4 separate regions of the Homo sapiens genome follow, and all the other regions are linked to region 1. A link is a loop called in an ENCODE intact Hi-C map of the cell type or tissue named here. Cell type or tissue: dorsolateral prefrontal cortex. All regions are shown on one strand.

The links. Hi-C counts contacts between places; a loop is a spot of excess contacts. Peaks named below come from ENCODE experiments on the same cell type or tissue, not always from the same donor. Only the 100,000 strongest peaks of a DNase experiment are listed, where the experiment ranks them.
Region 2: it touches region 1 in a loop (23-fold over the local background); 82 of 110 quality-filtered maps call a loop at or near these places.
Region 3: it touches region 1 in a loop (3.0-fold over the local background); 37 of 110 quality-filtered maps call a loop at or near these places.
Region 4: a loop joins it to region 1, with 2.5 times the contacts of the local background. A loop is called at or near these places in 2 of 110 quality-filtered maps.

Annotation. Positions count from the first base shown.
Region 1 is chr3:134,596,511-134,604,510 of GRCh38, forward strand. It overlaps KY (kyphoscoliosis peptidase), which reads right to left. Exons shown (of 11, transcript NM_178554.6): 11 at 3,413-7,964. The coding sequence ends at 7,069. It also overlaps a transcript of CEP63 not described here. Among named protein-coding and RNA genes, the nearest start is that of KY, 51 kb to the right of the region's middle. RefSeq lists a silencer at 7,557-7,851. In dorsolateral prefrontal cortex, CTCF peaks have their summits at 4,514 (motif pointing right), 4,715 and 5,825; DNase peaks (open chromatin) are centred at 2,661, 4,521, 4,871, 5,801 and 1 weaker place; H3K4me3 peaks cover 1,067 bases; H3K27ac peaks cover 4,227 bases.
Region 2 is chr3:135,891,813-135,899,812 of GRCh38, forward strand. No RefSeq gene overlaps it. Among named protein-coding and RNA genes, the nearest start is that of PPP2R3A, 70 kb to the right of the region's middle. In dorsolateral prefrontal cortex, CTCF peaks have their summits at 3,488 (motif pointing left) and 3,692; a DNase peak (open chromatin) is centred at 3,499.
Region 3 is chr3:135,500,055-135,508,054 of GRCh38, forward strand. All of the region lies in intron 1 of LOC105374122 (a long non-coding RNA gene), which reads right to left. Among named protein-coding and RNA genes, the nearest start is that of PPP2R3A, 460 kb to the right of the region's middle. RefSeq lists a silencer at 3,573-3,867. In dorsolateral prefrontal cortex, CTCF peaks have their summits at 3,987 (motif pointing left) and 4,193; a DNase peak (open chromatin) is centred at 3,987; H3K4me3 peaks cover 1,001 bases; H3K27me3 peaks cover 443 bases.
Region 4 is chr3:135,236,614-135,244,613 of GRCh38, forward strand. EPHB1 (EPH receptor B1) reads left to right here. Exons shown (of 16, transcript NM_004441.5): 13 at 4,535-4,684. Among named protein-coding and RNA genes, the nearest start is that of EPHB1, 450 kb to the left of the region's middle. In dorsolateral prefrontal cortex, a CTCF peak has its summit at 4,001; a DNase peak (open chromatin) is centred at 4,015.

The DNA.
Region 1 (8,000 bases):
TCCTCAATGTCCAGTATGTGGCATACAGAGTTGGGCAAAAACACAAGGGCTAGACCTGGTGAAATGGGAACATGCTTTGACAAATGCTCAGTGGATGGTTATGGACTGCTAGGCAGTAGTACTTTCCTGGCCCTGTCTTCCTAGTCTGTCTTAGTTTTCCCAGTGAAACACTTGCCAAGCGTTTACCAAACACCTACTGTGTGCCGAGGAGCAGAACCAAAGCATATATATTCAAGGAATTCACATCCTAGGGGCAGAACCTCCAAGTACTTCCTGAATCCCAGAATCTTGTAGAAGGTTCTGGGTTAACAGATGAGCAACAAAGTGTGACATGAACATGGAAGATAGGCAGATAATTCCCCATGGCTTGGGCAGTGGGAGGACTAGGAAGGTCTGACAGAGTGGTGGGCTGGCCTGATCCACAAAGGCCAGGCAGGGCTTCCTCAGGCAGGAAAAGACGTCCTGGCTAGAAAGGACAGCATGTATAAAGCACGCTGGTGGGAGGTACATGGACTGCCTGGTGTCACATGGTTGATGATTCTAAGGGGCTCTCAGGGAGAGTGATGGGAGACAAAGTGGAGAAAGCAGTGTGAGGCCAGAGTGGGGGTCTAGTCTCATCCCTGAGCAATGGGGAACCATTGGTCGGTTTTAAGTAAGAGTGCAGCATGGAGCGATCCTCTTGGCTGTTGTGTTGAGGCTTCCCTGGATGGCAGGGGCAAGAGGGAGAGAAGGAGAAATAAGAAAGAAGCTGCCTTTCATCAAATTAGTCCACAACACCTTGAAAGTGGGCCCTTGGAGTACATATTTCTCCTATGTAGAGGCCGCTGTCCCTTCCACAAACCATCTTGTGAAGACTTTTCAGTGATTGCTGGATCCCAGATGGCTTTGGGTATGCTGACTGCACACACAGAACCCTCACCCAGTCTTTCCTGAACCCTCCATAGCATAGGCAAGTTAACTTGTGTGTGCTGCACAGGTCTCCCTTCTGGAAGAAGTTGCTGATTCTCTGCAAGGAGTGCAGGTCGCGGAGAGACTCCAGGTGTTAGCACCTTCAAGGTCTGCCTGAGCTTTTGAACTGAGGCCAAGCTCTTGCCAGGCAGCCCCAGCAAGTGGCTGAGCATGATGGTTTCTCTAGGGCCTGGCCATTTCTGTACAGCTCCAGACTCTTCTAATACAAATCTTTGTTTTGGAACTTCCTGTTGGGTTGGCTGGGACTTGGTCAGACTTGCACCATTGTCTGAGCTTCTCTCTGACTCATCCTGCTTCCCCCCTCCCTTTTAACTTCCACAGGTATTGCCTCCAGCACACTGTTTACATTCCTACTGTGTCTCAGCATCTGTTCTCCTGGGAATAGAACTGGTCCACCTGAACATATGATCTGTGCTGCTGTTGGTGCAGGAGGACAGGAGGGAAATAAGCTGGAAGCCATGGATGTGGAGAGTCTGGCTTCAAGATGGAGCTTGTTTACCTGCAGGTAGGGCTCCACCTCTGCACCCCATTGAGTCCCCCGCCTGGCTGTGGTACGAAGAGCCACCCTGCATACCCTCACCCAGTAGTGAAGTAGGCCGAGGCAGCCAGTGTGGGGTCCAGCGAGTGACATGCATCATCGAAGGTGCTTATTATTTTGATGAAACACAATACATTTCTTTCAGCCCGTAAAATCAAAGGTGTGCAAAAAGGCTGTTTTCAGGGTGTAAAACACCCCTCGTTTCCCTGTGGTGGTGCATAACTATTATGCCTCTGGGGCCTTTGTGCATTTTTCGGGCATGAGTGACACGAGGCTGACTGGGTGGCCTTGGCACCTTGTCTCTTTAGAGAAAAAGGAGACAGTGCTTCTTTCCGATTCCCTATAAAAACCAGTTTTTTGTTGAAGACCTGCCTTTCCCGCTAGTGCCTAATACCAATTATGTCTTTCCAGAGATGGTGAGATTGTTCTGAAAGGATTTCTTGGAAACCTTGTCTTAACAACCCTATCGTCCTAGTGTGATAAGAATATATGAATGGGAGGCCATTGTGGACAGTAATAGGGCCGGGAGGCTTCATCTCCCCATGGAAAGTATAAGACACAAACAGTATAGCTGAGATCATGAGGACCTGGTTTGTAGCAGGTCGTGGGAAAGGAGAGAAGGTGGAGTTGGGAGAGCAGGTGGGAGGTGAGACACATCCAGAAGGGACTGGGTTTCATCACCAGTGACTGCCATGAGTCTAACTTAGTTATCTGGTTGGATAGGGATGCATTTACTGAACTGGGGACCCAGGAGGAGTTGGGAGTAATTTGAGGGAGAGAAGTAACTCCAGTTTAGCATCTTTTGACTCGGAGATGCCTGTGGGACACCCCAAAGAGGACATCCCCGTTAACTTTCAGTTTCCTTTAGTTCTGCTTGCAAAATCAGACAGAACCAGCATCCTGTCAGAGGCTGTTCTTCCCCTTTGGTCCCTCTGCTGGGCTTTCTCCAGCCCCTTGCCCTCAGGCAAGAGAGGAGCCAGCAGTGCAGTCTGCCAGGGGCTCCAGGGGCAGGCTCTTAACACAGCAGGGCCCTTCAGATGTTCCACAGCAGGGCCCTTCAGATGTTCTGTAACTGACAACCCCAGGCCCACTGCCTGCCAGCATCTGTTCACAGAGACACGGCATCACAAACTCTCCGGACTGGAAGGGACATTGGAGGTCATCCACTCCAGCTTTGGGGATGGCATTTTCAGACTGTTCTAATAACTCAAGAGCTACTCCTTCTTTTGTGTGGAAGACTGTTTCTTCTGACTTCCTCTTAATATGCTGCCGGGTCTCCTTCCTAAGGAGAAGCATGCTGGGCCTCGTTTTTGTGGATCTAGCAGCGAGAGACATGACGAAGCCAGATTTGGGAACACAAGTTCTTTTTGTCCTTCACACTACAGCTACGAGAATGGTCTCCATGGTTACAGCAGCTTCTCAGAAATGTCTGGATTTTTCATTTTCTGTATTTCTCTAAATGTCTAGTTTATGAATAATCTGCTTAGGTGACCGGCTGGAAAGTTTCTGCATGTATATGAATATCAAGAAGTACATATTTATATACATTCAAAAGAAAAGTAGGCTGATAGGCATTTTTGGTAATTTTTTTTCTCCCACTGTAAAAATAAATTAGGATTGACTTTAAAATTTTCAAGTTAAACAAGATTCAATGAAAGAAACAGTGCCTTCGTGTTCTTCAAAGGCATGTGAACCATAGAGTGGCTGGAGCTAACCTGATTATGTTTTCTTTAATGTGAAATAGCTATTTGCCTGACATTCCATTCGCATCTCACCGTCGCATTCAACTGGCTGGGACATTGATTTTTTTCTAGGGCTTCCTTTGAACATGAAAGCATTTTTCCTGTTTCTCTCCATTTCCCACCTTGTGAGATACATGATAAGAATGAATCGATAATTACATTGTTGGATAAAAATGAATATAAATTTTATTGAAAAACAACACCAGCAACAACATGGAGAAAGCATACTCAACAGCCACCGGCCCACACAACTCAATGCACACATTATGAGAAGTAATCACCTCTTTCAATTGCCGACTACTTACTCCAAATGAAAAGAAATTATAGACCTAAGATAAACTGAGGCGGGCAATAGAGGCACACCATCTTCGAAAATTTTGCCAATAGCAAATGATGTAGTGATGCTGTTAACCCTCTGTTTGCTGCAGGCAGACCAGGATATCTCAGGAATTAATTGGTTTGGAGAGGAGAAAACCCACTCCTTCTAGTGAACATGGCATCTAAAACCTCAGACCACTGGGAAAACTTTTCTCCTTTTCAAGTCCTTTGAGAAGAGGATTTCACAAACTTTCTTGGCAACTTGTCCCTCCTGCTTAACAACAGGAAATAGTTCTTTATGTCTAGCCGAAATCCTTCATGCTTCAGTTAGTCTATTTATTTACTTTTAATCTTAGCAGGCAGTGAGGAGGCTGTCCTGGTAGGACAATGTAACATATGGGGAACTCACAATGATCATAATCAGATTGAAAATGGAGTCCAGCTGAGCTATGGCACTTCTGAAACAAGCTGGAAAGAAGTGTACTGAAGTTGTGGTTGTAGTGCCTCTGCCCACCACTCCTCCACCCTCGGTTCCCTTCTGCCCTGTGGCCTGGGGGCTGCCATCCTGAGAATTGCAAGCAGATACTTTCTGAGTTTGATCGGTTCCAATCCTTCAATGGTATAGTAATGAGTGTAGTCACAGCTGTTCCATCCAGTCCTATGTCAAGTGCTTCTGTTTCAAGAAGTTATTTCCAGGCAAAACAGTCCCATCACATCCCTTGTCTTTTCAACACACCAGGTTGTCCCCCAGGATGCCCTCACAGCTTGTGCGTGACAAAGATGTCCTCCGTGTACACATAAGGTAGCGCTGAGAAGCCACGAGAAAGCACCTAGTGATTTTAACATAAACATTTCCACAGCATTTTCAAGTTCTGCGAAAAAGCCCGGTGATAGATCAGCCTCGCGGTGTGCAGCGCCGGCAGCTCCGCACTTCGGACACCTGGGGGCGCCCGTGCCATTCCGCCGGCGACTGGGACTCGTCGCCCGGGAAACAAAGATGGGGATTTAAAGAAAAGCCTTCAAAATGCAACTCCGAATGTCTACCCTGAGCAGCATGCGTGTAAAAATTCATGAAGATTAGATTTCATTTCATGTATTTTTACTTCAGTGGAAAGAAATGCAGGTGATTTTCTGACTGCGCCTACAGCTGTCTTTACAAAGGGGGTGCCTAGTTAAACGAGAGGGAGGGGCTTGCTGATGCCCTGCGGTGCTTTGAGGGGCGGGGCCTCCCTCTCTGGTGCTGGGGACAGCTCCTATTTTGCTGGGTGGCATTCTCTGCAATGCTCCAGGATGTATTGATTAATTATATTGCATATCGAAAAGGTATGGGGGTCTCCAGCAGGACTAAGCGAGGCAGCCAGCGCGGGGTCCAGTGAGTGACATGCGTCATCGAAGGCACTTATTGTTTTGATGAAACAAACACATTTCTTTAAGCCCATAAAATCAGAAGTGTGCAAGACGGCTGTTTTCAGGGTGTAAAACTCCCTTTGTTTCCCTGTGGTGGTGCATAGCTGTTATGCCTCCGGGGCCTTTGTGCATTTTTCAGGTGTGAGTGACACGAGGCTGGCTGGGTGGCCTCGGTGGCAGAGACTGCGGAGGGCGCAGGACCTGCCCAGGACAGTTCAGCCCCCCAGGGGAGACACCCCTTTTGCTCGAGGCCGCCGGCCTGTTGGATGATGGGCACCCTTGTGAGCTGGTTCTGGGCTAGGCCACCGTGCTGGGTGGCAGTGGGGACTTTTAGGGGAGGGATCCCGGGGGATAATGAACAGAAGTGTCTGGAGCCTGGATCTTCAGTCAGGCCTGGGCAGGGAAGGCTGCTGCTGCCTGGCAGTTTCCTCACCCTGTACTCTGGATGGCAGGGGCCGGGCCCCCTTGGTTCACCTCTGTAGCCCAAGCATCTGGTACTTCTGTGAGCATTTGTTGGATACAGGGATGTGAGGGTGAGTGCCACGGAGGAAGCTATGAGGGTCCCAGCTGGCCCTGGCTGTGGTTGAGCCTGGAGGCCTGTGGAGGGGCTGTGGGGAGAGGTGCCAGGCAGTGCTGGCTCTCAGGGGTTGGGGGGCACTGAGACAGCCAGGGGCCACGGAGCTGGAGAAGCCGGGAGTTCAGCAGGGAGCATGTCTGTGTGCCAGGATGGTTCTGCAGTGGCCATGTGGGGCCTCTCTCGCCTTTCCCTCTTATCTGCCCTCGCTGAAGTCAGCCTTTCCTCCGTTGCCATGGCAACGGCAGCCTGAGGCGCTGCTGAGGGCCAGCTGGGCAGCTGAGGCCTCTCAGTCTGTGCCTGAGCAAGCAAGGAGCCCTGAGCTGTCCCCATGCAAGGTGAGACTGGAGGGGGCTGTCTTCTCAGAGAAGGGAGGAAAGGAGACGGGATAGGATGTTTTCTCCGAGACAGGCACAAAAGCTGCTCTCGTGCAGCTGGAATTCTTCCCAGCCCTGGCTTTGCTGGTAGAGACACTGGGGGCAGGCAGAGCCCTGTTAAAGTGTGAGTCTCCTCGGCATTGCCGCACTGCACTACTCACCTGATCTGCGCCCAGGTCCTTATTCAGGGCTATCCACAAGACTCCCCAAGGGCCTGGCCAGCCTCTGGAGGCTCTCTGTGGAGGTGGGGCAGGGGCCTGAGGCCCAGGCTCTGTGAGGGCCTGGAGGGCACTCCAGGCCTTAGACTGAACTACCTGCCCTGTGTACTCCTCTCAGAGCAGAGCTGGAGGTCTTACACCCTCAGACCAAGGCTGCAGCTCTGCCGACAGTGTCCCTCCCACCTGCACAGCCACAGCGGGCATGGGCTGCTCTTTGCTTTGCAGTCTCCTCACAACTTTCTGGTTGTCACATTCCTGACTATACTTAGGGATGTTGGAGACGATCAGCTTCCAGCCAGTTGTGGGTCAGCTGGCTTCCTCACCACACCCTTTTTCTTGGGCTCTTGAAGAACAAGAAGTAGCTAATGAAGAGGCAGCAGGATGCAGAAGATGATCAGGTCTGGGAGGAGAAGATAGTCCAAGATTCCCTGGGGGCTCGGAGCTGTCGAGAGGCACGGTGATATTGCTTGAAAGGGGCTCTGTGATTCAAGGACAACCCAGCCTTGCAAATCATGTCCCCTTGGGCATGGAAGAGAATTCTCTAAGCATCATGTGAAAAGCTGTCAACCTGGGCAATATCCCTGCTTTCCCTCATCAACCCTACAGCAACAACAACAGCAGCAGCACTAATACGAGAAGGGGCATCTGGATGCAGGTGTACAGTTTACAATACCTTAGATTTACATAGCACCTTTTCCTTCTAAAGAGCCACTGCCTCTGCCCCCTCAGTCACAGCCACACCTGAGTGAAGCCTTCAGAACACAAAGATCACAGCTCCTGTGGCAGAGGTGGGACACTGAGGCAGAGGCCTAGAAGGGATTTCATGCAGACTCAGTGGTGTCCAGGGCTCCCTGCACTTCCTTCGAGCCCTCCCTGGGGAGGTCTGGCCTTGGCCCTTTGGGAGGGTAAGACCGGGGCACAGCCCTCACTGGGCATTCACTTTGTATTTCAGGATGTAGGAGTAGAAATTGTGGTTGGCATTCTCCAGCACCATGACATAGACTTCCTGGCAGCCAGCTGTGCTGCAGCTTCCCTCCCAGTAGCCCTCGTGGTTCAGGGTCAGGGGCCATGTGTCCTGCCCCTTCACCAGGACTTTGGCAATACCATGCAGCTTCAATTTGAATGGGACATTCCGGTTGGCAGGAAGCACACCTGACAGAGGTTCCAGCAGCTCATTGTCCTGTCCCCAGTTGCCAAAGCTCTCAGGGAACATGGGCCAGTTCACCTTGGTGTTGGCACAGCATACAAGGTAATTAAAGACGAAGATGTAGTTTCCTGGTTCCTGCCTCTTCTTGACAAAGATCTTGAGGGCAAACTTGCCTGCATGGGGCAGCTGGACTTTCAGCTCGGTCTGCTTCTCCCGGTGCAGCTGGAAGATGTAGCGCCGCTGTGTCTCCTCAGTGATGGGGCCATCATCCCCGTGGAGGGAAGCCAGGACATTAATGCCCTCCTCCACGCTGAAGCTGATGGAGCAGCGCCCGTCGCTGGTGTGGATGATAGGGTCAGGGTGGGAGGGCTTCATGATGCCCATCTGCTCCGAGAACCAGCTGGGGCCCACGGGCTGGTGAAGCTCAGCAGGCAGCTGGACACCCATGTCCACATAATTGCACTTGAGCGTGTACTCCAGCACTGAGCTGTAGATGTCGGAGTTGCCCTTGGCAAAGATCTGCAGCTTGTGAGTGCCCATGGTTGGAGGGTACACCTCCAACTTCATCCCATTCTTCCTTAGGCTCAGCAGCCCATGCTCTTGCTTGCCATTGAGCATGAACATGAACAGCGTCGGGGCGCAGCTCTCAATGGTGACCGTGGCCTTCCCATTCACTGAGGAGAGAAAGTCAGGGTCAGCAGAGATGGGTC
Region 2 (8,000 bases), 1.3 Mb after region 1:
CACATTCTAGCTTCACTGCCTTGCCTACTCTTCCCAGAAGAATCCAACCACACTTCTACATCATGATATTTGCATCTGTTCTCTCTGTCTGGAAAACTCTTCCTCCAGATACTAACATGGCTTGCCCTTTTATTTAATTCAGGTACCAAACAAATGCAGCCACTTTAGAGAGACACTTCCTAACTTTCTTATCCAATGTAAAATAGTATCCTGTTCCTAGCCCCCACATCACCTTTACCCTTTTACTCTGCTTTTTCTTCATAATACTTATCACTACTATTGTACATTACACTTTTGTTCATTTATTTTCTTATGCCCATTTTTCTCACTAGCTTGTAACCTACATGTAGGCAAGGACTTAATTGCTGTTATCGCCATCAACTTAGACATATGTGGCACAAGTTAGATGCGCTATATTTCCTGGATGAATGAGTGTATTTTATTGGGTATAAACAAAGCCACAAAAATAAATACTGTTCAAACCACACTAATATTCAAAAAGTTCTCACCAAAAAAGGAAACTGTTTTGTTGCTCTAGTTTTTTCTTCCCTTTTTAAGGGGTAATGAGTGACAACTGGATATCCATATGCGAAAGAATAAAGCTAGACCTCTTCCTTACACTATACACAAAAATTAACTCCAAATTGCTTCTAGAAATCAATGTAAAAGCTAAAACTACAAAATTCTTAAAATAAATAAATCTCTGTTGTCCAAGCATGGTGGCTTATGCCTGTAATGCCAGCACTTTGGGAGGCTGAGGCGGGCAGATTGCTTGAGTCCAAGAGTTCAAGACCAGCCTGGTAAACATGACATGATGAAACACTGTTTCTACTGAAAATACAAAAAAAAAGCTGGGCGTGGTGGCACGTGCCTGTAGTCTCAGCTATCTGGGAGGCTGAGGTGGGAGGATCACTTGAGCCAAGGAGGTCAAAGCTGCAGTGAGCCATGATTGTACCACTGCACTACGGCCTGTGGGAGACCAGAGTAAGACAAGAAAGAAAAGAAAAGAGAGAATGGGAAAGAAAGGGAAATAAAAGGAAGGAAGGAGAGAAAGAAAGAAAGAAAGAGAGACAGAGAGAGAGAAAGAAGGAAAGAAAGAAAGAAAGAAAGAAAGAAAGAAAGAAAGAAAGAAAGAAAAGAAAAGAAGGGAGGGAGGCAAGAGGGAAGGGAGGGAGGGAGGAAGGGAGGGAGGGAGAAAGTAAGGAAGGAAGGGGAAGAGAGAAAGAAAGAGAAAGAAGGAAAGAAAGGAAAGAAGGAAGGAAGGAAGGAAAGAAAGAGGAAGGAAGGAAGAAAGAGAGAAAGAAAAAGGAAGAAAGAAAGAAAAAGAAGGAAAGAAAGGGAAATCTTTGTGACATAGGTGACATTGGGTTGGGCAATGCTTTCTTAGATGCAATACCAAAGGCATAAGTGATAAAAGAAGAAATAAACTAGACTTCACCAAAATTTTAACCTTAGCTCTTCAAGAAACACCATCAAGAAAGCGAGAAGATAACCCACACATAATGGCAGAAATATTTGCAAATCTTTTCTTTGATAAGGGACTTATACCTAGAATAAAGAGCACTTAAAACTCAACAATAAAAAGGATAATAACCCAATTTTTAAATAGGCAAAGGATTTGAATAAACACTTCTCCAAAGAAGATATACAAATGGTGTGTGAATTACCTCCCAATTTTTTAAAAAAGAGTAATGAGCCCTTTGTTGGGTTTGTTTCAGGGACAGACTCTAAATCCGTATCACGCCTACATTGTTGATACTTTACTTAAACCACTTACAATGTTCTAGAGCTGTGGTGGTCCCAAAGTATGGTCCCCGAATCAAGGGCATCAGCATCCTCAGGAACTTGTTAGCAAACTCTCTGGCCCCTCTCCAGACCTACTGTATCAGAAACTCTGGGGTGGGACCCAGCAGCATGTGTCTCATTAAGCCCTCCAGGAGATTCTGATGCTCACTAAGGTATTAGATCCACTTCTCTGGGCAAGGAGGAGCATAAGGTCTCTTTCCTTAGAATAGGTCTGACTGTACTAAATTCCTACCCATCTCCACCCTCAGGACATTGGATGAGCCCTGTTCTTTCTTTTTCAATAAAAGGCAGGGCTACTTTGCTCTTTTCCATTCTTCTTACTCCATGTATTCTGTGCATATGGCTACCCACTCCCACCCCTCTGATTGTCTTTCTCCATATGGCCACCCTGGTAGAGATGATATTCCAATATTTAGGTTTGGGGAAGCTAGGAAATCCCATTTCCTATTCATGAGATCTTAGGCACATGGACAACTCAGTCTCTGACCAGAGGACACTGCATTGACATGTTGTGTATATGATTCCCAATTTGTTATTGTCCCTTGGGTATACAGCTCCCTTGAAAACTCCATGGGGAAAAGAGGTACTGTCAGGCCAGGATGGAGGCATTTTGGGTCCCTGTCTGAATGACTTTATAATAGCATCAAAACCACCCTCAACCTCTAACACCCACCAGCATGACATTTATCATAACTCCCAGGTTTATACCATGTTTACTTTGCTTACCAAACACCTACCCCTCTTAAATAAACCTAATTAATTCATTTACCCACATCTCCACCTACATGGTCAGTATGATCAGGGAGCAGTCGTGTACACAATCCTTATATGCTTATTAGGGGGGTTCTGGGAAGCTTGCAGGCATAGGCAGTTGGTCTATGGTTTCCGAGGGTCAGCAACAGAACCCTGTCACCTTAGGCAGCAAAGCTCCAGGCCTATTCCCCACAAGAAAGCAAGCCTCTTATTTAAGTCTTGATTATAGGTTACCTGCCCTCACAAGGATCATTCCTGGGGCAAACAAGTGACTTCTATCAGCCATGCTCAAGGTGTATGCATATGTGTGGATATAATACATCCAGAGACATGAAAATAAATCCCTCACTGGCTCCCTTTCTGCAACAGAAAACAGAAATAGAGAAAAACTTAACAACTGCAAGCTCAGAGCCAAGTTATCAGAAACCAAATTAAAGCTGTTGGGTATTTTTGTTGAAACATCTCTACCTCTGAAATCTAATTTCTTGCAACTTTCCATATAGGATCCTGTGTTGTATTATTTATAAGAAAATAATATTCTGGCCTCCCTTGACAGCATTTCCAGGCTGCAGAAACCACTGTAGCCATGAAGTAACAGAATAATTTTGGTAATGTTTCCATAGCTACCTTGCTTCAAAGTGAGGTTTATTCTGTTTTAAAGTCTGCTGACCTATTCACAACCTTATTTGAAGTATTTTCAATCTAATCCCTCGTCTGCCTATTATTGTCTTAATGTTCTTGTGATTTCTATATTTAAGGAGGCCTTGGATGCATAAATATATGGTAATCAGGACTTACAGTTAGATATAACAATATGATGATTTTTTTTTCTATTCTTTTCCGATGTGTATTCATCATGTCCCTCCCTTGCAACACAGGGAAACCTTCCTGAGGATTTTGGAGGTAAAGGCTGTTTAAGGTACACTGGTGCCCTCTCGTGGCCACTCTGGCCTTGGGCTTTCCTTCCCAGAAACCTCTTAGACAATTGATTTTGCAAGAGGTTAATGAGAAAGTATACCTCAAAATGCCATTGCTAATTGTCATGAGTGTCCTTGTGTCTGTGTCTTTTGCCCCCTGCAGGCATGAGGGTCTGTCTGAGTAGCAATGTAACCCTGAGGGACCCAGGCCTCTGCTCTTTCCTTCCAAGGCATGCTTCATTAATAAGAAATGCTGTTCAGGGGTTAGGCCTTAGGAAGTGACCTGGGACACACGTAAGGAGGAAGATGACAGACCAAACAACTTTCAGAAAGACTCTGAAATGAAGAAAATCCACAGAAAGAAAAGGTGGGGCTTCACCTCAAGAGAGCACAGCTTATCAAGAAAGAGAGCAAGGAACAGGTAGTACCATATGCCTTTTTAACAACTGAAAATATAAACCCCGTGCTGGCTCAGAAAGCATGACAAAGCAATCAGTAAAATCCTAATTAATTCACTGTGACTCATTTTTATTCAATAGACATAAGAGTGGGTGAATAATACATGGGCCCAGTATTGTCCAATAGAACTTTCTATGATGATGGAAATGTTCTATATCGGTGTTGTGCAATACAGTAACCACCAGCTCCTTGGCCTATTGAGCACTTGGAATGTGAATAGTGAAACCAAGGAACTGGATTTTTAATTTTATTTCATTTTGGTTACTTTAAATAGCCACATGCGATTAGTGGCTACCATATTGGAAAGCCCAGGTCTAGGGGGACAGATAACTACAATATAAGCAGAATTCATAGTATAAGCAAGTACAAATAAAGTTCCATGGTGGAAGGGGGAAATAGGGATGATCAGAAAAGTTTCAAAAAACAGGAGGCATTTGAACTAGACCTTGACGAATGGGTTGATCTTATTAGCAGAGATGATAAGGAGAGCATTCCAGACATCAGAAATAGTATGCACAAAGGTGTGAGGTGGGAAAACTTTACGTAAGTGTTGTAGAAACAGGTGTGGAGTGTCTCCAATATGTGGCTGGATGTAACATGGGAAACATTGATTGAAAGCAAGGAATGTGAAGCCTTTGATGCCTTGAAGGGTATTTTGGCTAAAATCAATAAACAGTAAAACCTGCAACAATCCCTCCACTGAAAAAGACTTGGAGGGGAAATGAAAGCCTGTTCTAATGTGGGAGAGACTGGGTTCCCAGGGGGCTAGGAACTCTGTAGTAGAAGCCACTGAAGCCATTGTGTGGAGAAACTGGAGGGAGGAGGGCCTCAAGGCAGGGTATGGAGGAAACCATTCCAACAGTTGACCCAATGAGAGATAGGGAGGGCCTTAACAAGGATAAGGACTGAGAGACTCCCATTTGGTTCCCCTTACCTCCTACACACGATGCATCAGAACTGCCATGCTGTTGTGATCCTAGTGGAACCAAATACCAGAGTCAGAGTAGTGTCATACTGTATGACATGCCATTCAGCAATCAAAAAGTAATTTCAAAATAACTTGCATTCTTTCTTGAATTTCTCAAATACCTTTGGGCTGCCTCAGGTCATCCCCCCAGCATCCTGAGGGCTGTGGCCCTCAAAGAAATTCTTTGTTCTCCCATCTACTCCCTCCATGCACCAGAGCCACTCTCGCACATTTCCCCAAAGCTGCCCAGAAAACCTTCCTGCATCACTAGGCCCTGAGCCCCCTATCCTTCCTCCCTCTCCCTTTCCTCTCACCTTCCCAGCTCTCTCTCCATCCCCCAGTCTCCATTTTCTGTCCCTCCAAATTCTAAGGAACAGTTCCCCTCGTTGTATAGGGGAGAGCAGGAAACAGAGCCCACAAACCAAAAAGAATCTTTAGGTGGCAGGGAAGGGTGAAAGCTGGGAATTTTTATAGAATCACCTGCCTCCCACCCCCCAAAAAGTGGATCTCCTACTTCAGTGTCTCCCCTCTCCTCCTCCTGCTTCTCTTTCATCTCTTTCTACAGTAATATCAAAGTAGAGTCCTTAGACCAGCAGCATTGCATCTGCTGGGAGCTCATCAGAAATGCAAATTCTTGAGCTGCACTTCAACTTACTGAATTACAAGCTCTGGGAAAAGGGCCCAGGAGCCCAGGAGACATGGATTACATTAAACTTCAGAAATCAGTGGTCTAACAGGCCGGGCATGGTGGCTCATGCCTGTAATCTCAGCACTTTTGGAGGCCGAGGCAGGCAGATCACCTGAGGTCAGGAGTTCGAGACCAGCCTGGCCAACATGGTGAAACCCCATCTCTACTAAAAATACAAAAACTAGCCAGGCATTTTACTGGCAGGCACCTGTAATCCCAGCTACTTGGGAGGCCAAGACAGGAGAATAGCTTAAACCCAGGGGGCGGAGGTCGCAGTGAGCCGAGATCGCGCCACTGCACTCCAGCCTGTGCGACAAGAGTGAAACTCCGTCTCAAAAAAAAAAGAAAGAAAGAAAGAAAGGAATCACTGGTATAACAGATTTGAGAGCCATCACTATCTCTTTTGCTTCTGGGGGTGCTGTCATGTGAACTTGGCTGGGTCCATCTGCCCTTCTAATGTATCTTAGAACTAGGCAATGGGGAGTTTCCCAGGCAGAGACATGCCAACATTCACACCTAATCCTCCTCCCCACAAGAGTCCTGGCTACACATCATGGCTCACAAGGAAAATGAGAGAATCTAGAGGAACACTGAGGGAGGCACACTGCTGTAAACACAAGTGATGGCCTCCAGAGGCATCAGGCAGCTCTGGACTATGAGCAGGAAAGCATGCCTGAGGACAAGATTTATGTTTTCCATAAAGGAAGCAAATGTGAAGACCATCTCCTAACACCCCAATGCTGGGTTCTATCTCACCCTCACTGCAGCCTTGAAATGCCAGGAGTGAGAGGCTAAACTGCTGCCATAGTCCCACTGGTAGCCCATTCTGTCACACAGAAAGCATATTAGAGGAGTGCACTTTCTAGTTCAGACTCTAAGCTGCCTCTGAGGTGGAAGAGAATGGGTCTGTATACATGGATATTATAATCTGCTTCTTCCTCCAAATTGTTTTTGTTTTTGTTTTCAGATGGAGTCTGGCTCTGTTGCCCAGGCTGGAGTGCAGTGGTACAATCTTGGCTCACTGCAACATTAGCCTCCTGAGTTCAAGCAATTCTCCTGCCTCAGCCTCCCAAGTAGCTAGGATTACAGGCGTGTGCCACCACTCCTGGCTAATTTTTGTATTTTTAATAGAGACAAGGTTTCGCCATGTTGGCCAGGCTGGTCTCAAACTCCTGACCTCAGGTGATCCGCCCACCTCAGCCTTCCAAAGTGCTGGGATTACAGGTGTGAGCCACCTTGCCCGGTCCTTTCTCCAAATACTAAACTCAGTTAAGGATTTCTTCTAGGATAAAAGTGAAGCCATACCTAATATCACTTTCTGCTTCTATATCCAGCCCCAGGGTCTCAGATGTATAATTCAATTTATAAATTCTCCTCCAGATTAACTGCTAGTCTGGCCTCCCTTTCTCTTAGCAGAAATACTACCAGCCAGCAGGAAGAATTGGAGGGGTAAGCTTTCAAGATAGTATGAAGTCCCATATTGTTATCCCGACTGAATCCTGCCCCCCTTGGTTCTCCTGCCCCCCAGCAGGCTGCCTGCTGCAGGACTTATCGAGTAAGCACACAAGGCAGAGCATACCTCTTGATTACTGTTGCATGTTTACAAACCCAGCCTGGAAACAGTAGTTGTGGTCCTCCTCACCACACATCCATTCCAGGCAGCAGGGTGTCCTGCCCAGAAAAGTCCATCTTTAATCACTGTGGGTCTTGAAAACCCTCACATAGAAGATGGCGTCTCTCTGTCTTCTAGCCAGCCCATCTTTAAATCATTTTTGACACATTATATTTACATTATAAATCAGTTCTAGTATTTTCTACCTTTCTTATGATTTCTTCTGCCATTCACAAGTTACTTTAGAAGTGTGCTTTTTAAATTCCAAAATGTATGAAAGCTGTCAGTCACATTGTTACAGATTTCTAAGTCAATTGTATTCCGATCAGAAAATACAGTCTGCCTGACAGTGAAGTTATTTGAGTTGCTATTTGAGAGTTGCGAGCCACATGAGGTCAATTTTTGTATATACTAGATTAAGTTTATTAATTCTGTTGTTCAAATCTTCTATATCTTTTGTATTTTAGCTATAAGATACTATTAAACTCTCCATTGTAGCTTTATCATGTTCTTATAATTCTGAAAATATGTGATTTATATAATTTGAGCCTATGTTATTAGGTATACATAAGTTTAGAATTATTTATTCTTAATTTTTTATCATTATATAGTGGCCCTGTAATATGTATTACATACATACATACAAGTATGTTTTTCTTAAAATCTATTTTGGCTAGTTATTTGCCTATTATGGTTTTTTAATTACTTTAATTCTTTCACCATCCTTATGTTTTAGGTATGTCTCTTGTAAACAGATAAAGCTGAACTTTGACAATTGACAATGTCTTAAACAAGTTT
Region 3 (8,000 bases), 900 kb after region 1:
CAGACATAGTCTCTGCCCTTATGGTGCCTATGGTAAGATATATGACAAACAAGTAAACAAAGAATTAAACAATTATAAAAAGCACTACAAAGGAAACAGAAAGGGCTTATGACAGAGAATAATGAGAGGGAGCGAAACTACTTAGACAAGATGTTCAGAAAAGGCCTCTTTGAGAAGAAAATGCACTCTCATTTCCTGAACCCAAAAAAATAGAAGCCAGCTATGGCAGACACCACCATTTGCCTAATACATTTCACTTCTTCCTTATTTTGCTTATGTGCACAGCACAGTGTACCTAACTAAAACACGCATATCCCAGCTTTGGCCATTGAGGTATAAGCTATAATTTCGGAGAAGGTGTTGCTTCCCTAATATAAGGACTGCCCTTTCTTGCTTCTCTTCAGCAACTTCTTTTATCTGAAATATGGATAAGATGGCTGGTGCTATGGGAGTCATCTTGCAAACAAAAGGGAAAAGCAAAGACAGGGATCTTTTCTCTCATATTTTTGAGCCAATGACCAAGGCAACCTCTTTAAACTTCTAATTGAATGAAAAAGAAAAAAACCCTGTATATATGGAAGTACTGTCATCAGAATGTTCTGTTATTCATAGTCAAATGAAATCCCTCACTATTATACCAGCAACCACAGCACAGAAAGGGCATTTTGGGAGAAGAAATAACATGCCTGAAAACCTTAAAGCAGGAAAAAGCTTGGCATGTTTAAGGGTAGAAAGGCCAGTGTGGCTAGAGTACAGCAGGCATGGAGGAAAGTGAGAAGAGCTAAGGTTGGACATATAAGGGAAGGGTCAATTAAGCCTGCAGGCCAGGGTTAGGAGTTTGAATTTTATTAGAGGAGTGAATGACAGCCACTGGATGGCTGATTTACACTCTACAAAGATCCTCTGCCTGCCTTGTGGTGAAGGACTTGGAGGCGGGCAGGAGGAGAAGTGGCGAGACAAGCCAGGGCCATTGCAGTTGTCCTGGGGAAAGAAGACATTGACGTAGGCAGGGACAAAGGCATTGGTGGTGGAGAAAACTACACTGAAATGGCAGTGTGGCAGCCAGTTTGAGAGTAATTTGGCAAAAAAAAAAAAAAAAAAATCAATACAATATGTGAAGAATTTAAGCATTGCTTGTTAATCAAGAGGATCAAACTACTTATTGCCACAGGCCAGGCAGGTGAAATAATATTAAATATAGCAGCTAACATTTATTTATGTGTTATGGTTGACAGACACTGTATCATTAATCCTTGTAATGGCATTATAAGGTAGACATTATGATTATCCCCATATTACAAATGAGCAACTGAGTCATAATCAAGTAACTTGCTTGAAGTCAAAATTTTTAATAACCTGGTGGAGGTGGGTTTCAAACCCAAGGCTATCTGATTCCTTGATTCAAGACACAAGGGGCTTAGAAATTGCTCTTAGATGATTTTCTTTTCTTTGTATATGCTTACTATCACACATCAAAAGTCTCCACATCCTCCATTCATGGACTAGAATCCTTATCCTTGAGGGTGATGGAGGGAGGAAAGTCTACATGTTCTGGAGAATAAAACCTGGGCACATTTATTGAGACTTTATTACATGCCAGGTCCTCTACGTTTATTATATCCACTTTACAAGTTGGGAAACTAAACTGCAGAGAGGTAATGTAACTTACCCAAAGTCACAAACCTAGTAAGATTCAACCCAGGCTGTCGGACAGGTTTAACCATTGCACATAACTGTCTCCTTCAGAGGAGTTTCTTCTCAGATTCAAAGTCTGAATCTTGCTCATTCTGCACAAAAGGTAACCTGAATGGTGTAAGGGCCCAAAGAGCTGCTGTTCCACTAAGCCAGAAACATCAAGCCAGTACTCACCTTGGGATCAGTGGTGGTGAACACATTGGGGCTGACAGATTGTTTCAGCTAAATGCAAATTCACTGAACTAAAAGCCCAACTAGGACCAAACCAAGCACAAAGATGGCCGCAAGACCGTGAATTAACTCTGCCTACTTCTAGTTCTCCTTAGTTATAGCTCAAATGTCACATCCTCAGAGATGCTATCCCTGCTGAGCTTAGCTAAAGTAATGCTCCCTTGCTCAGGTCACTAGCTACCCCACACCTTACTTATCCTTCCTCTTAGTGTTTTTAACTCTAGAAAAATATCACTTTATCATTTATGTGTTTATTGTCTGTCTCCACCCATGAGAATGTAAGCTCCATTTTTCCCATGCCTAGAATGTCTGGCACATGGTAGGCATTCAATAAATATTTGATGAATGAATGATTGAATAAATTTGTTAATTTGCATTGGCATCTGGGGAAAACACTTCAAGCTCTAGACAAATACACAGGTTTCTCTTCAACTTAAGCACCTGGGACAGTAGAAAGAGGGACAAATAGCTAAACTGATAGGATGGCATTAGAAAATGGCATCAGAAAATGGCATCAGGATTAATGCAGGTGGTCACTTTTTAAAAGCTCCTTCTTAGAAATGGTAGCCTTCTTCTATTCCCATGGGAGGTGGCACGACCCACTACAGGGCATTTAAGTATGCCAGTAGAAGCTCAATTTAGTAGTTCCCTAAATTGTAGTAGGTCGAAGCTACAAGGGAGAGAGACAGTGGTGGGAGGGCGCCCTGGGAGAGCGCACTAAGGAGGAGGTGCAGTCCAGGGATGGTCCCCGTGACGCCCAGCAGTGACAGCAGGCAGAGCCCTAGGACCACAGTAGAGTGGCTGCTTGTGGCCCTCACCTGTTGGTTTATTATTCTCATCAGCAGTAATGGAGGTTCCCCCAAGAGCCACACTCTCTAGCCTGCCTTTCAGTGTGGGCAGAGGCAGGAGAAATAGTATGCATGGCTAGTGCTTTTTTGGATGTCTGCACCCCACTGGGAATCATTTCCATTTTGCTTCAAAATTTAAATAAATAAAAACACAAATAAACAAAACAGAAGCTCTCTGATGCGGATGAGAGAGTCATCCCTTGCTCATTTTTGTATTCCTAGAAAGAACATAAACCATACACGATCTTTTCCTGTTTTTTGGTACAGTTATTGCAGGCTGGCTTTTCTCATTCTCTTTTGAATACCTCGAGCAGAACACCCCTCGTGTTGTTAATGACTTCAAAGATACCGGGTCCACTGTGCGGCAAGTGATAAAAATGTACACAGCATGTGTTGGATAAATTAATAAACTCTCCAGAGCCTCAGAGTCCTCTGGCCCAGCAGCACCGTAATGAAATGTTATTCTGAAGTGGAGGAGGTGGGAAGGAGAAGGGGAGCAGTATTTAATATATGCAAATTAACTAGTATGCAAATTGCCACTAAGTTAAAAATAACGGACTGCGAGAGAAACCTATTTTTTAAGCAGCTTGTTTATTCATTAGCCTAATTTCCATTATCAATCCTTCTGTTTTCTTTTTTATTAAGTACTCACATTTGGGGAAGTTTGCTTCCTACAATTTGTTTTGCTCCAAAATCCATAACACTGGTAAGAACAATCACCATACATTAGCTTTTCTTGGTCTCATTCTTGATTTTGCTCCTAGCTTTCAATCCCTTTTTCTCTTTCTTTCTTCCTGCCCCTTTCCTTTTGCCGTTTTCTCCTATCACTTTCACTTGCCTTGTTTCTCTGGCACCTTTTGTTTCACTGCTGAATGCGACTCCATGAAGCATCAGGCAGGGGCGAAGAGAAGCCTCCTGTCCTATGAGGTCTGACTCCAGGGACCTGTTCTTCCAGCCACTCGCCCTCATAGGTGGACTCGGATGCAAAAGGCACCAAAATCCAGCTCCCCTGCACCTCAGGGCGTGTGCTACCATTATCCCTCTCCCAGCAACAGAAAAGCCAGAACAATGCACGCCCTGATTCGGGTCTGTATATGGCCTGCTCTGTGTAGAGACAGACCTTACACAATGTTAAAGACAAATTGGCAGCCAAAATCCCCGTCTTTTGTCTCAAGAAGCATCTACCTTGCTATGAGAGAGCTCTGGTGCCCCCGAGAGGCCGAGAACGGTACCGATTGCTGGGCCGGTTATGGGGAAGGCAGGAGGCTGGAGTACAGCGTACACAAAGCCCTGGGCAGCAGCGTGTCCAGAGGGGAGATCCTGAAAGAAGGGGTGCCCTTGAGCAGCTGGGGAGGGGACTCAAGAGAACATGCTTTGCCAAAGCTGCACATAGCTTGCAAGGCTAGTTTTTGTTTTAACCGTTGTCATTTTTCACAGGGTTTGTAATCACATAGTTATTACGAAGCATCAAAATTATTTTTTAACAAGAGGTTCTTGGTACATGGTGCTTAGCTGTAGCTGTGCAAAGCTGTTTGTGCCATTCCAGCTCCTAAGGGATGTGCATCTTAGACACACAAGCACATACTCTGAGGGGCGGTATCTCCTGGTGTCCTAGAGAAGCTGTGGCTGAGACCCACGGTGGAGAATCTCAAGGCTCGCCCTGTCAGGAGCCCTGCTCCACAGCAGGCTGTGCTGCAAGTCAGCTGCAAGGGATTCAACATGAACACAAATTCCCAGAGCAAATAACTCTTAACTCCCTCTCCCTCCTGAGTTCCCTCAGTTGCTATTGCTTATAACTCTCCTGGGAGACACACTATGTCAGAATAGGAACCACATTTTTCAGGTTTCAGCTCAAGGTCAGAGCTCTGTCATTCCCCTGCTAAAGTACCTATTACTCAGGGGCAATGATGTCAAATGTAAAAGGTCACACTTTGGCAGCTGCTAGGGATCGTCCACAGACAGGCGGTGGCTGGGGAATGAATTTGCACCAGTTCCTTAAACTCCAGCATGTACTGCAATCTCCCATTGCTCTTAGGGCTAAAAATGGTGTCAAAAGGCCAAAGACCTGAAAGAGGCAGATGATACCAGAAACAGTCACTGACACTAAGCTCAAGATGGAGTCAGAAAGATAAATCATTATTATTTAAGCTCTGCACGTTTTAATACATACTCTCTTTGCAATATTTCCATAGAATGAGGAAATAAATCACCCTGCTCTTGACATTTTTAATAACTTTAAGAATGTGGTTAGGGTAATACTTAACTTTATTGACATATTGTATGGTTCATCTGTCTCATCAAACCTCAATGAAACTTCAATGAATATTAACTGAGGACCCCTAATGTATTAGGTACTGCCTGAAAAATCTCCCAAACAGTCCCTATCTGCCCTCCAGGAGTTCTAACTTATTGGCTTGACTCCTGTCTGTGGAAATCAATAGCCCACAGGGTAAGGTTTTATGGAGTTGGGGGTAGGGACTGTTCAGATTCTAGCTGGAGGATTTGGTTCACTGGGCATAGGAACACCTCTTCTTAGACTCTGGCTATTTGTCCTCAGGTTTAGATGCCTTTCTTGAGCAACACAGACATGATGAATGGGAAGAAGACAGACCCTAGTGCCATTCAACAACTATGCCTCAAAGATAGTAGATGCAGCCTACTGTCTGTGATGTGTATGCGACATTGTTCTTCCTGGTCCCCTGCTTTCACAGAACAGAAGAGAGGCCTAGAGTGGACCTTAAACTCACCAAAGTCACATAACTAACTCTTTTATGGCAGAACAAGGAGTAATAACCAAGTGTCTTGATTTTCAGGCCAACTCCCTTTTCATTAGTAAATGATAATGGTGGTGTATTTTACAAACGGGTAGGGGAACAAAAGGAAAGGGGGTCAAATAATTCAAGTGCTGATAATGATAATATTTAACCCATTTCTCTAGGATTCGCTTTTTGTCACCTTGGATTCTCAAAGACACAAGTTTTCTCTCTCACCCTCAGGAGTTTTTTGAGCTGGTGCCTTTGCAAGAATACTCTGATCTCCAATCTTGTTCTCCCAGCCATTCTTAGACATTCTCCAGGTCTTTGTTTGGATATCACTACCTCTAGTAAGCTTTGCCTTGTTCCTCACATCTGAGCTAGGTGCCCTCTATATATTTTCAAGGTCCCCACCCCCTGTCCTCCATCACAGCTCCTACCACACTTTATTGTAATTTTCTTTTACTTCTCTGCCTTCTTCAATATTCTGTGAACCCCTGGAGGAGAGGAACTATATCTGTCTTGCTCAATCAAGATTATCTCTACAGACTCTAAAGTTGTAGAGTCTCTATAACTCTAAGAACGTGGTTATAGTCAACTTTACTGATATAGTGTACAGTGCATCCATCTCATCAAACTTCAATTAAATCTCAGTGGCCATTAAACGAAGGCCTAGAATGTACAAGGCAGTGATGCCTGGCACAGAGTAGATGCTCAATAAATATTTTAGAATGCATTAAGGAAGAGTGGAACATAGAACCTCATCAGGGAGAAAATGTCACTAGCCATTCCTGTCACAGAAGTATCCAATTTCTCCCTCCCCCCTGAATACATCCTTGGCTGCTAATCTGAGCATTCCAGAGTGAGACTTACACTGTCTGAGAAAACATGTTATAGGCTATGTAAAGATAAGAGAAAGGTACACACATTTGAATATGGTCCGTCTTATTTATAGGAGTAAACCTAACACTCAGGAAACACATCTTCTGGCTAGCAAAAGCCAAGGAAACAAGCAAATATTGGACAGAGAAATAATTTTGCAGAAATATTGCAAAAATTGTTTAATATCTTTGCTACATAAAGAATTCATATAAATTGATTAAAAAATAAAAGAATAAAGTCCTCAATAGATAAGTAGGCAAGGGACATAAACAGAAAATTTCTATAAGGAAAGCCTTAACTAGCAAATAAAAATATATAAAAATATCCAACCTTGCCTGTTAAAACAATTGTGTGGTATAGGACCTGGATCCAGAGATAAGAAAGGGTCGGTTGCCCCTCTTACCCCGGCCTTACTCACTCACAGCAGGACTCGTTGTTGCTGCTGTATTTCAATGGGCAAGGTGAGGCATTGTTTGAGTATAAGCCCCCAGGTCCTTAATAGGCTAGGAGAGATGCAAAGAGCAACACAGTGAACAGCACAAGAATGAGAATTCTGAACTGGTAGCCAATAGAGTGGGAGGAAGCTGGACAACAAGAAGAGGGATGCAACGGCACAGAGGTGGCTTTGCTTGTTCCAGGATGCAGTGCCTAATGTGGCTAGCCCACTGCCTGGCACATGACAAACACTAGAAAACTGTGGGACTAAAAATACAATATTGCACATGGAGGAGAAGGAGTCAAAAATATAAATGAATGTTTGAAACAAGGTAATATGTTTAAATATGACACAATCCCAGGGGCTTTATGATTTGCTGTGAAAGTGTGTTTTTGGCTTCTTGTTCAAACAGCTGCCATGTAGGGTTCCCTCTGGTGCATCCACCAGAAGGGAAATGAGATTCATTAATGTATAATATCAGCATGGCTCCTAGGTGCCTCACAAATTCAGACATGGGTCTGAGAAACAAAATGATAACAAAAATATGATTTACCCTATTAAATTTTCAGAAGTTAAAAATAAAGATAATATTTTATTGGTGCAGTATAAATATAAACACAACAATTTTTTGAAACTTTTTGAAAGCAGTCTGGCAATATCTATCAAGCACCATGTATCAATTAGTTATTGTGGCAAGAACGTTGTGTAACAAATACATCAAGAGAGCCTGTAAAATCTGCAAGGAGTTACACATGTGTTTCTCTACCTGGGCAATGCGGAAAACAGGGTAACGCCAACCCACCAATGGGAGGCAGCTCAGTCACTGGGCTCCTTTTCTGAGCTCAAAGGGCAATGCATAGAGTTCAACTGAATTCTCATAATTGCACATTAAAAATTCATTGAAAGGAACTTCATAGGGTCATAGAAGTGTTCTATATCTTGAATGCGGTTAAGCAGGTATGTTCACCTTTCAAAACTCATTAAAATAATCACCTAAAATATGTTAATTTTATTGTATATAGCTTATTCCCCAATAAAGTTTATTTAAAAAATAAAACCCAGTTGAGAATCACTTTAACTTTAAAATTTGAATTATAGAAAACTGGTTTTATCTGAAAGCAGGCTGGAAAACTTAAGTTGAATCAAAAACTATAG
Region 4 (8,000 bases), 640 kb after region 1:
CATTACGAAATTCAGAGCCATTTCATGATACACTCGGCCATGAACCTATCACTTCCAAACTTCAAGGGGATCCTCTCATGCTGCACAACAGAAATATTTGGTGAACAAGTCCATGAACACAATACTCAGTATTCATGAGTGGCTGGATTTCTGCCATAATCCCATTGAGATTTTGTCTCACACAAGATGGTGGAGAAAAGTGCTGTAGCAATGCCCAGACACATAGAAGTGCTACCCTCTGGGCTTCTCAACAATAAGCAATTAGCAAAAGGAATCAGTCATATGCCTGGACTTTGGCCTGGAAAACTTCATACTTGGGTGGGCTCTAGAACCAAAGCTATGTGTTGTACTTCTGTAACCTCACCGTGGCAAGACAGTGTGCTGGCTGGATGGTGTTAGGGACATCCATTGCCCATTGAGAGTAGGGCTGAGGCTCATCATTACCATGTCCCCAGCAGGGTACTGAGGACAGAATGGGTGCTGCATAGATGCTTGCTGCAGACTGTCTGAAGCTGAGGGACTAAAGTGCCTCTACACCAAGAGCTTCTACCTGTTGGCATCACACCTGCTGGCAGGTGTGGATGTGGGTCAGCAGATGACCTTGAGGATGACAGGGTTAGGATTAATTCGCTGCCAGATATCTTCTCGTAGTTCACCAAATTCTACACACACACACACACACACACACACACACACACAGACAGACACAAAATCTTAAATTTATCGTATATCTGAGTTAAGACATAATTTTTCTGAAGCAGTGGTTTTCAAACATTTGAAGAATTCTTGGCAACACAACTATTCAATGCAAAGCTCTGTGTGGAAGGTGTGTATGAAGTCTTGAAGGGAACTCAGACCCCTAATGACAGTGAGCTGCCTCTTCCTCTTCTTCTCTTCTCCCTCCCCCATGCTCCAACAGTGACCCCTGCGGCAGCTCTAGGGAAACCCAGTCCCTGCAGAAAGCAGACCCATACCCTTAGCATCCCCCAGGGAAGCAAGTCATCTGGTACCTTGTAGAAACCCCTGCCAGGGACAGTGCTCTCCCCAAGCCCAGTGTCAGCACTTCTGTGTCCGTATGAATGCAGATTCCTTTCCAGTGAGCCCCATGCATTCTTCACTGCCCTGAGAATTTTTCCCTGATATTCCTCACCACCCAATGGAGCAAGCACTCCTCTATGCCCCTTCCTCATACCTGCACTGGGGAGCTGGGGGCTCTTAGGGCACTTTAAAGTCACATGGCTGTGTTGGCCCTGGTGTCTGGTCCAAGCTCCTCATGCAGCAGCAGCAGGACCGCCTGGCTGGCAGAACCCTGCCTGCTGCAGCAGGGTTCCACTTCCTTTTCTTCTGCTTCCCTCCACAGGGCTGGTCACCATCCTCTAAATTAATAGATTTCCTTTCACATAATTGAAGACAAGTTATAATCATCACTTGATGATATTAATTATGTCAATAATTGATATTGATATTGATTATATCAATAATCATCACCATGATTACCTCTGAGCACCAGAAGGCAACATTGACAATGATGTTTGAAAAGATGGAAGGAAGGTTTAAAATTCCTAGGAAACAAAGTGCCCACTCTTGTGCTCCCCTGACTTTGCATTTCCTTTTGTTCTGCCTCCCAAGTCAGTGTCCCCCTTCTCTTCAGCTGAGCAGGAGAGCCTGCCATGACAAGCTGTCACCTGCCTGTCCAGGGGCTCTTCTCAAAGGCTCAGCCACCTGCTGGGATGGAGGGGGGCGGCGGTGACAGCCCAAGCTCAGTGTTCAGTGAGGCCCAACAGTGCAAGGTGGCAGGAGGGCTGTAGGCTCCTTGCCGTGGGCCAGGCACTGCCACTTTCCAGGCAGGAGGGAGCGGCTCCACAGCTGTCACTGACAGCCCCTGGGGTTTGCTCCAGACTTGGCAGAGGAGGACACTCTCAGACTCCCAAATCACCTCTTTGAAATTCAGAAGAGCCACACTGTCATCTCCCCTCCTCTCTCTGACACAAACACACACAAAAGATAAGCAAGCCCTAACTCTCTTTTACTCAGAGACCTACACTGCCAAGTTTTCTCTGTCTCCCACTCTCACACACAGATTGATACATTCTCACACACAATCTGGTTCTCTGTCTCTGTCTCTCTCTCTCTCTCACACACACACACAGTATACTAATTAAACTCCAATTCTCTCCTACCTCACTTAACCCAGGTATTTTGAGAAAACCAAAGCCCCTCTTTTCTGGGGGAGCCCAGGCCATCTCGAGGTGTGACAACAGCACCTTCCCTAATGGCAACACACAACTTGGGGTCTCTGCACTATCAGACATTGACCTCCAGGTGTTTGGTAGCTGCTGCTTCACTGGATGAATTCTTCACCTCTCTTCCCAGCCGTGGGGAACATGTTGATAAAACCAGTAAATTCATTCATGTTCTGGGGGATGATGAGAACAGAGAGTCTGGCTGCAGCCACAGCCTAAGCATGCCCTCCAGGCATTTGTCGTGTAGCTGGCATTTGAGCTGAGGACATCTCCCCCACCACAAAAGCCTGCCACCATCCTCAGGGGAAATTAGGACTGTCTTCTTTGCAGAAAGTGGGATGTGTGCCTGGGGAGGTCCAGCCTGGTTGCCTTTATTCCTCCCAGGCTCCAGATAGGAAACCAGATAAAAATACACTTTGCTGTTTGCTCCTTTTTTTTTTCTGCCTAGCTCGGGTTAACCATTTTTACATTTTTACAGTATTTTTGCTAACGTCAACCATGTATCTTTGGTGACTTGAGCAGATTGTAAGAATGGGCAGTATAAAAATATCCTCTTTCAGTGGAGGCATGAAGTAAATGAGGAGGGGAGTGAGGGAGCTGCCGTCCCTGCTCTGTGCTGTTACTGCTGCAGCCAGTGGCTTCATGTTCCACGTAGTATGGAGAGAGACAGAGCCTAAGCATGGAAAAAAGCATGAAAGGGTGAAATCCTGGCATTTGGCATGAAAAACTGAAAAGGGGGGTCATATTTGCTATAGGGAGTGATGAGCTTTTGAGGACAGCCTTGGCAAGAACCCTGTTTAACAGCTGTAATTGGCACTGATGCTGGACAGCACAGGCCATGCCAGCTGTCTGCTCTATGCTCACCTCCCATTACTTCTCCTTCAGGAACTCCCTGCTTCAGCCATTGTGGATTGCTTGTATGTCCCAGCCTCTCTCTTATCCCTGGCCGTTGAGAAAGCTGCTCTCTGCCTGGACTTCCCTCCTCCAGTCACTTTGCCTGGTTAACTTCTACTTGTTCTCTAGGGCTGAGCATAGTGAAAATAATAGTTAACACTGGGCTGTGTAGGTGCTGATGAGAAACTGAGGCACAGAGAGGTAGGTTACTTGCCCCCGCCGCACAGGTAGAAAGAGGCAGTACTGGTATCCAAACCCAGACAAAGGCTCCAGGAGTTCTTAACCACCACCAGAAACTGCTTCTCTAACAGCTCCTGCCTGCCTTCCCTGACCCTTCCCTGTGTTGGGGAGTCTCCTCTGGTTTTCAGAACACCTTGTACCCACTCTCATCTTCACCTTCCCTCACTTTTCAATGTTTTTAACAATATATTTTAAGTTTTTGTTTTCTTGTCTGTCTCCCCACTGTCCTGTTCAGCTTGAGGGCAGGGACACTGGCTTATTTCTGGGACATCAGCTTCTCAGCAGGACCTGGCACAAAGTGGTGCTTATTGCCTATTTGTTGATGGGATGGATGAATGAGTGGATAGATGTGAATCCCTTAGGTAAACAAAACTGGCTAAGGTCTGGCAGACAAGCTGAGGGCCAAGCAGAGAGCCAATTTAGAAACTTCCAGTGTGGGATTGGAGGCAAGAAGGAGAAACAAGCCTAAGAGTGGCCCTGTAGAAAAGAGCATCTCTAGACTCTGGAATCTTGACCTCCACTGAAGGGCTGGCAGGACAGCCAGCATGTAGAAAGACCACAGCACTGGGACCATTCAACCCTCATGAAGCTCAGGGCTATCTGCATGCTACAGAGTTAGGGAAACCTGCCCCCCAGAGGTGGAATGCAACAAAAATGGGGCAGAGGGCAGCATAGCATGACCTTGTAGTGGCAGGGCTCTCCAGGAGGCATGCTTCATCACTCTTCTTTCCTTTTGTACCATTGCAATTCCTTCTGACCCAAATGTGTTAGCTTTTACATTGCCAGGGAGCAAAGAAAACCATAACTTGTTTCTCATGTAGCCAATCTCAGGTAGTTCCAGTGAGTTTTATGACAGTTACACTCTCTCCTCCCACCCACCTCCCCTGCAGCAACATTGGAACCCACATAGAGGGAACCAGGGCACATGTGGCATATCCACATGAGGCTAGAAGCCAGCACAGGCATGCTGGTCACCTTGAGCTTCTCTAACTAGGCACAGCAACATAGCTTGTGCACGAAGCAAGAATAGCCTGTCTGTCATAATTCACAAGATATGGGAGTGAGAGTTTGGAAGAATGTGCATGCCAAGTTTTTTATTGCCTGCCTTCAATCAGAAACCTGATTGTTGGGCTGACCACGGTTTCTCCTTCTTTCAGGGAGGGAAGATCCCTGTGAGATGGACAGCTCCAGAGGCCATCGCCTACCGCAAGTTCACTTCAGCCAGCGACGTTTGGAGCTATGGGATCGTCATGTGGGAAGTCATGTCATTTGGAGAGAGACCCTATTGGGATATGTCCAACCAAGATGTGAGTGTCAGCAGCACTTGGTCACCACAAACCCCCATTGAAGGGATCCCAAAGGCAGTAGCATACCAATTCCTCCTGTTTTCAGCTCACGGCCTCATAATCTGAACCTGCAGTGTTCAGGGTAGGGGATACAGGGACACCCTTAGCATGGATGTTGGAACTAATCAAAGAGCCCAGCATGGAGGTGTGAAAGGCCCTATAACCACAAAGCCTGTAGAGGTGCCAAGGCCACAGTCTCCAACCCAAGAGACAATGGGCTGTTTCCAAATGGCTGAGGACCATGAATAGATCAGCCCCAAATTAAGCAGTAAAGTCTACCCTGCTTCTAAGTGTTCAGGTTCTGTGTTTTCCTTCCCTGTGAACGACAGAGGGGAAGGAGGCACTGGACTGGGGGCCAGGGCCTGGGTTCCCATCCTGCTCTGCCTCTGACGGCTATGCTCCATTGAGCCAGTCGCAGTTTCTGTGTGGGACTTGTACCTCTTAGCTTTAAAGAGAGTAATTGGAAAGGGCCCTTCTTCCTTGAGAATTCACTCTTCTATGATCCCATATCACCTATCAGTGAAGGAAGAGGTGGAAAGCTTTCCAAAGCTGGGCAGCTTCAGATGGGCCACAGGAGAGGGTCCCTGTCTGTGGGGAGGTCAACACTCCCCCAGGATGCCCTCAAGGGAAAAGGGTGAGAAAGGAAGAGATGGGTCATCTAACATGCTTTAAATAGAGGCTTTTTGGAATGTTCCACATGAGAACCTTTGCTCCATACTTACTAAAAGGTGAGGAAGCCTTTTTCGGATGATTTGCTTTGATAAGTCTCCAATGAAAAGTCCTGCCTGAATTTCAACACTGCCTCTCACCCTCTCCAGGGACCAGGCCTCTTTTGTGTTTTGCATACATACCCTCCCGTTGGAGCTGAGAGGATTACAATTTGCAAAGCTGCATACCTATGTTCTCTGCTTGCCCTTCCCATCACTTTGGGAGGGGGCAGTTTTTATCCTTCCCAACTGACAGCTAAAAGAGAAAGAATGGTCCCCAGTTCAGATCTGAGTCCACTGGCAGCCAGCCACACTGTAACCCCCTCTGTGCTAGGGTGGACACTGAGGAACTTGTCAGCTATGGAGTCAGCAAGCCTTCTATCCTGTGAAAGGTTTAGTGCCATGGCAGCTGCTCGGAAGATTGAGAAAGGTGGCAACTTCCCAGAGAGACTGTGGAAAGAGGAGCTGGGGTACTTCTATGACAGTACTCCCTGTTGCTATGGGCAGAGTGGCTCCAGCCTGGAGTGGGTGAAATGGCTGCACCATTAACCGGGTCCTGAAGTCAACTATGGCTGGTGTCTAGGTCCTCTATTATCTGGGATTAGCAACACCTTGCCTCTGCTCCTGAAGCACATCAAATCAGTAAGCGGTGGAGTTAGTGCAAAGCCTGCTTTTATGAAATCAGCTGCACCCTGGTTCTGTCTATACCAGCTGCTAAATAAGTATAACATGTTAGTAGAAAAAGCAGACCCAGCAGGGCGCAGTGGCTCATGCTTGTAGTCCCAGCACCTTGGAAGGTGGAGGCAGGTGGATTGCTTGAGACCAGGACTTTGAGACCAGCATGGTCAATGTGGTACAACTTTGTCTCTGCTAAAAATACAAATTAGCCAGGTATGGTGGCACATGCCTGTAATCTCAGCTACTCGGGAGACTGAGGCACGAAAATTGCTTGAGCTTGGAGGCAGAGGTTGCAGTGAGCCAAGATCGCGCCACTGCATTCCAGCCTGGGTGACAGAGCGGGACCCTGTCTCAAAAAAAAAAAAAAAAAAAAGAAAAGAAAAGAAAAGAAAAATCAGACCCATCTTATCCTGCCCAAGACCTTAATCTGACTAAGAACAATTCAGCACTTACAGAATGAATTACAAAACTGTCTGACAAGCAAGATTTCACATTCAAGATATTTTCTGTCAATGCTGAAAACAAAATTTCTGATATTAGACTTCCAGAATTCCCAAGTTATTCATTTAACACACAATCAGTGTATGCTAGTTGTGACTAAACACTGTGCTTGCTGATTCTAGAAGGTTTTACAGTCCGGTGGCATAAACATGGGGCTTTGAGAACATTTGAGTGGAGGAGGTAAGGGAAGACTTCCTGGATATTTGACGTTTGAGATGGGTCTCAGAGGGAATAAGAACATCTGTAGAGTAGCAGTTTATTCTAATTTTGCGTGCTCCTTCAAAATAAAGCCCCTAAGCATTGTCTCAAGTGCAGTTTTGCTCCTCGTGGGAGGCAAGAGGTGACTTCATGCCCATTCAGAAAGCTTCTTACAACCTGGCCTGGGAGAGAGCCAGGAGGGGCTCCCAGCTGCCGGGCTGAAGCCTCACTCATCAGAAACCACCAAGTTGGTGGTGGTAAAGGATTTTACAGATGACAATTGAAAGGTTTTAAGGAAGAGAATTGCAGAGGCAAGTTGGAGTGCCGGTAATTAGGCTTCCAGAGCACAGGAAGGTCTTTGAACATGTACAGAGAGTTTGTCAGCCAGAGAGAGCAACTTGGAAGTTCTGCTGCTTGGATCTGATTGACAGAGATAATGAGAGTGGCAGTGTCTGTGGAGAGGAGCTGCAGTCTTATTGAAACATCAGAGCTTGACTTAACCCACTCTGCCCTGGTTTCTCCACTGCTCTGAGTTCCTCCACTTCCCTCTCCCCAGTGCAAGGTCGACTAGGCACTACCCACAGCCTGACTCACTAATGGGAAATACATGTCTGGGGGCAGCCGGGAGCAGGCCCTGAAAATACAAGGGCAACAGGAGGGGCTCTGCCCACTTCCCAGAGGCGTTCTAGTCACTCCACCCAGTCCCAGAGAGCACCTGGGGTCAGACTACCTGCACCTGATCCCTACAGAACCTGTGTACCTACCATTTCTCAGTACAGGTGAATAAAGGCAACCCCTCACCACACCTCCTCCCTGCCTCTTTAATTAGATCCCAGGACGTTTGCTTACACTGGCCTTTGCAATGGCCAAAAGAGTTGTTGCTGAACTTTCAAAATGAGACAGCAGAGAGCTCTGGGTAACAGTTGCCTAGACTGGTCTCCTTGCCCCCAGAGCTTTACTTTTACTTCTCTCTGGAAATGCCATCTGATTTCATTCTAATCTTCAATCTTCTCAATAGCCACTTATCTCATCCTCTTGTGGACCAATGAAAGGAGCCCAGAATTCACTTCTGTTTTCAACTCTGCTCAGTAGGACACCCTATGCCTCCAACCTTAGGCCATATCTTTCCATACAATTCAAACCTGGTCATTGTCATTTACAGCCATCATCACATGGCCAGAATGAAGGTGCTT